Regions from separate parts of the Homo sapiens genome. Here region 2 is linked to region 1. A link is a loop called in an ENCODE intact Hi-C map of the cell type or tissue named here. Cell type or tissue: heart left ventricle. All regions are shown on one strand.

The links. Peaks named below come from ENCODE experiments on the same cell type or tissue, not always from the same donor. Only the 100,000 strongest peaks of a DNase experiment are listed, where the experiment ranks them.
Region 2: it touches region 1 in a loop (4-fold over the local background); 3 of 110 quality-filtered maps call a loop at or near these places.

Annotation. Positions count from the first base shown.
Region 1 is chr7:6,573,665-6,576,164 of GRCh38, forward strand. No RefSeq gene overlaps it. Among named protein-coding and RNA genes, the nearest start is that of ZDHHC4, 2.5 kb to the right of the region's middle. In heart left ventricle, a CTCF peak has its summit at 1,014 (motif pointing left); no DNase peak of the experiment used is centred here.
Region 2 is chr7:6,728,378-6,730,877 of GRCh38, forward strand. No RefSeq gene overlaps it. Among named protein-coding and RNA genes, the nearest start is that of ZNF12, 23 kb to the left of the region's middle. RefSeq lists enhancers at 247-1,222, 1,274-1,483 and silencers at 1,634-1,743, 2,154-2,203. In heart left ventricle, no CTCF peak of the experiment used is centred here; DNase peaks (open chromatin) are centred at 1,384 and 1,824; H3K4me3 peaks cover 1,968 bases; H3K27ac peaks cover 1,148 bases.

The DNA of each region.
Region 1 (2,500 bases):
AGCCACCATGCCCGGCCCTGGGTAGAATCTTAATTTGAAGAGACATTTTTGACACATTCCTTGCATCATTCCAGATATCACTTATTAGATGTCCACTGATTGATTGCCTACCTGGCCAGCATCCATGTACCTTCCCAGTAGGGCCCACACATCCTTCCAGAATCCAGCCCCTCACCTGAGCAACTCATGTGCTTTGGGGGAAACTGATCCTCTGTAGCTTCAGCAGGAGGCCTTGTTTTACCCAAGACAAAGGCCACATTCCATTTTCCTGGTGGCATCATGGTTCAGGGGTGAGTCTATGACCCAAGCCAGCTTAATCACACTGAATGTCAGTACTCCTACTTGGGCCTGGAGGGAGACCTCCCCACTCTCCCTTCACTGGATGTGGGTGTGGATGCATGAAGCCCCAGCTATGGCTGGTGGCCATCCCATCATCAGGAGGAAAGCTGGTCTTCAGATGAAGCTGATCTTCCAGTCAGAGTGAGGGATAAAAAGAACATTGATTCTTGATCATGCCATTGGGCTGCGGGTTCAAGTCATTCCTGAAGCCAGCATCATTTCTGGACATTCCAATGGCAGGGACCAAGATGTCTCTTTTGTTGTTTAATCTACTTTGAGGGCTGGGCGTGGTGGCTCACACCTGTAATCCCAGCACTTTGTGAGGCTGAGGCAGGTGGATCACCTGAGGTCAGGTGTTCAAGGCTAGTCTGGCCAACACGACGAAACCCTGTCTTTACTAAAAATACAAAAATTAGCTGAGTGTGGTGGCGCATGCCTGCAGTCTCAGATACTCGGGAGGCTGAGGCAGGAGAATCACTTGAACCCAGGAGGCAGAGGTTGCAGTGAGCTGAGATCCCGCCACTGCACTCCAGCCTGGGCAACAGAGCGAGACTGTCTCAAAAAAAAGAAAAAAAAAAAAAAAGGCACGGGGCAGCAATTACAGTAGCAAAGGCAAAGTGGAAATTTGGGTGTAAACTGGGCACCCATAATGTATGCTCCAAGCCAGCTAATAGTGACAACTGTGGCCCCACCTACTGGCCACAGGAATTTTTTTTGAGTGATATCAAGGATGTAGATTTCCTTCTGATATAAGTTATCATTTTCTTTCATTCATTCAGTTGATACATTTTTATTGGGCATCTACTATGAGCTAGGTGCTAAAATAGTTGCTACTGATATAACAGTAAGCCAACACAGATCCAGTCCTTTTTTTTTTCTTTTCTTTTCTTTTTTTTTTTTTTTGAGACAGGGTCTTGCTCTATTGCCCAAGCTGAAATACAGTGGCACAGTCATGGTTCACTGCAGTCTCAAATTCCTGGACTCAAGCAATCTTCCTGCCTCATCCTGCCTCAGCCTCCCCAAGTAGCTGAGACTACAGGTGTACACCACCACACCTAACTAATTGAAAACTTTTTTGTAGCGGTGAGGTCTCACTAGGTTGCTCAGCCTTGTCTTAAACTCCTGGTCTCAAGGGATCAGCCCTCCTCAGCCTCCCAAAGTGTTGGGATTACCGGTATAAGCCACTATGCATGGTTCAAAAATACTTTTATGTTCCTTTCCTTCTTCTTAATTTCTCCATGGCAAAATTCCTCATGGTCAATAAATCACTGATTGTAAACAAGCATCATGTGTGATATGCCTTTTGCAAGCGTAGCTACGAAGTCCTGTATCCCATTTCCAAAGTATAGCATCCATCATTCCCTTGGGGACAAGAGATCGTGGTGTAAAGCTGGTTGATCCTGTCAACTGATCTCACAGCAGGTAAAAAACTGATACTGCAGGTCCAGTTTCAGGAGCTGACAGGAGCGTTTAGCAACACTCCAAAGAGGAATTCTTTGCTCCATGCATCACAAGCAAGGCAATCCTTTTGATCACACTTGAATTTTTGGTTTTAAGCTTAAGTAGTCTGTTTTCTCTTATGCTATTTATAAAATGCAGGTGTCAAGGTTTGCGCTTGGATGTTTTAAAGAGGCAAAAAATCAAACATGCCTAGGTTTCAGGAACTGACCAAGTGCTGAGAGATTAATCTTTTTTTTTTTTTTTTTCTGAACCAGGGTCTTGTTTTGTGGTCCAGGCTGGAATGCAGTGGTGTGATCCTAACGCACTGCAGCCTTGACCTCCTGGGCTCAAACAATCCTCCCACCTCAGCTTCCTAAGTAGCTGGGACCACATGTGCATGCCAGCACACCCGGCTAATTTTTAAATTTTTTGTAGAGACAAGGTCTCCATATGTTGCCCAGACTGTTCCCAAACTCCTGGGCTCAAGCGATCCTCCCACCTCGGCCTCCTGAAGTGCTGGAATTATAGGTATGAGCCTTGGTTTTTCAATTCTGGGTCCATAAATTTATGAAGACCTTGGATACAATGTACACAGGAGAAGGCATCCTGTTGGTAAGGAGTTTCATAAAAAGGAAAAGAAAACGCATCAAGAAGCTGACGTAGGTAGCAAAGAGACAGGAAAAGAGAAGAGCTTTAAGGCCAGTGTTTGGAGATCAGACAT
Region 2 (2,500 bases), 150 kb after region 1:
CTCACTGTAGCCTCAACTTCCCAGGCTCAAGCGATCCTCCCATCTCAGCCTCCTAAGTAGCTGAGACTACAGGCATGCACCACCACACCTGGATAATTTTTTTTTTTTTTTTTGTAGAGATGGGGGTCTTGCTGTGTTGCCCAGGCTGTCCTTGAACTCCTGGCCTCAAGGGATCCTCCCAGGTCACCCTCCCAAAATGCTGGGATTACAGGCAAGAGCCACCGCAATGGCCCATTTCTTTACGTCATCTTCCAACTGTTCAGCCAACACTTAACTCTGAATCAACTGCCAATCTTTGAATCTGCTAGTGACCTGAAAGCCTTTCCAGGCTGACCCAATGTGTACATCCCATGTATTGATTTATGTCTTTGCCTGTAACTGCTGTCTCCCTAAGATGTATAAAACCAAGCTGTAACCCAACCACTTTGGGCTCACGTTCTCAGGACCCCCTGAGGCTGTGTCACCAGCCATGGTCACTCAAATAGGAGGCCCAGAATAAAACTCTTTACAAACTTTGAGTCTTTTTGGTCAACATAACCTAACCCTAAACATAATCCTCCTGGGGAAGGTGAAATCACAGGTATCTTTTCTTTGTTCGATTTGTGTATTTCCTGATTTCTCTACAGTTTTTAGGCATTTGCTGTGTGATCTAGAAAAGCTACAGAGTCTCGCTCCGTCGCCAGGCTGGAGTGCAGGGGCGCGAGCTCGGCTCACTGGAACCTCCGCCTCCCGGGTTCAAGCGATTCTCTTGCCTCAGCCTCCGGAGTAGCTGGGATTACAGGCACGCGCCACCACGCCCAGCTAATTTTCGTATTTTTAGTAGAGACGGGGTTTCACCATGTTGGCGAGGATGGTCTCTATCTCTTGACCTCGCGAGCTGCCCTCCTCGGCCTCCCAAAGTCCTGGGATTACAGGCGTGAGCCACCGCGCCCGGCCACAAATTCTATTTTCTTTCTCTTCCTTGGAAAGCATCGCTGGGCATTTATCCTGTCCTAGTATTTGAGTGAAACTTCTCTTAGCATTTCAGCGCAGTGACCACGATACACCCTTTCCTTTCCTTCTCGTTATGGGAAACTCGGTTCTAACCTGGAGGCCTTGGGCTCCAGGACCCAGTCACTGCAGCCCTGGACTTGACCCTAAAAGGGAATAAAGACAAATGCGAAGTTCAGTCCGGGGATCAGGGCTGCCGAAGCTCATATAGCCTGGGGCTTCTTAACCTTTAGACGGGGTAGAGACATTTGAAATGGCCCCTAAAGTTGGGGGGCGCTGGTAGGCTCATGGGAAATAGAGTCCGGCCCTTGTCCTGGGACCAACGGTGGGCCCTGGGAGGCGGACTTCCGGTGAACTCCTGCGCGTGTGCGCCTCTCCCTGGGTGCGTGTTCGCACATGCGCGCTGCCGCCGCACTGCCATCGCTTCCTGTGTGTCCTCAGGTCACCGCTTGCTCTAGTTCCCAGGCTTTGGCCCCCAGTGGACGAGAATCGCTGAGCCTGCGGGGCTGGACGCTGAGCGCCTAGGCCAGCACCTAGGCGGGCGCGGAGCTATGTGGGCCAGGGTTCGCACGGGCCGGGTGGAGGCTTGAGCGGGGACCCCCGAGCGTGAGCCCCTGAGCCGGCGGCCCTGCGGCCAGGGGAACCGGGCGGGAGGTGGCGAAGGTGGCAGCGGAGGCGGAGGCGAAGGGGCGGCGGGAACCGGGCCTGGCCCGTGTGTGTCCTGGGGGCCTGGCCCAGGCCGCCGCTGTACGGTGAGTCCCAGGGAGGCGGATCTGGGCCCCGGGAAGGACACCCTCCTGGATTTGCCCCGTAGGCCCGGCCCGGGCCCCTCAGGAGCAGAACAGCCTTGGTGAGGTGGACAAGAGGGGACCTCGCGAGCAGACGCGCGCCAGCGACAGCAGCCCCGCCCCGGCCTCTGGGGAGCCCCAGGAGGGTAAGTCTTTGGGTTTTCGGGCCCGGAGCGAGAAAGGCCTGGGTGAAGTCACCGTATGTTCGGGACCTTAGAGTATGAGGCGGGGGAGGGTCCGATCGCTTGCAGGAGAGGCGTGTGTTTGGCCTTGAGGCGCTGCACGGGAATATCTGGGAGGACGAGGCTTACGGGGGCGTGGAGGGTATCACCAGCCTCAGCTGCAGACGTCGTCTCCACTCCCCACTAACCCCTAACAGCCCTTCCTCCTCCTTTCCGTGCTCCAGATTTCGACCGCCTCTAAACGTCCGTCAGCATCTCTGTTCTCTCATTTAAGTGTCTGCTGATTCCCCCCTTAGATCTGCCCTGGAGACTGGTAGTAATGCAGGAACAGTCTGCAGGGATTCTCTCTTGCTGCCTCAGTTGCTAGGGGAAGAGACTGGGCCTTAGCAGGTGGGTGACTTGACCGGGTCACTGGCTTTGTGGGTAGAGTTGCTCATAGTAGAACTCAGGAGTCTTATCTCCCAGGCCAGTGTTCTTTCTCCCGTATCCTAGTTTTCTTAGTAGAAGGTTATTAGGTGCAGCAATAACCAAGTTCAGTTA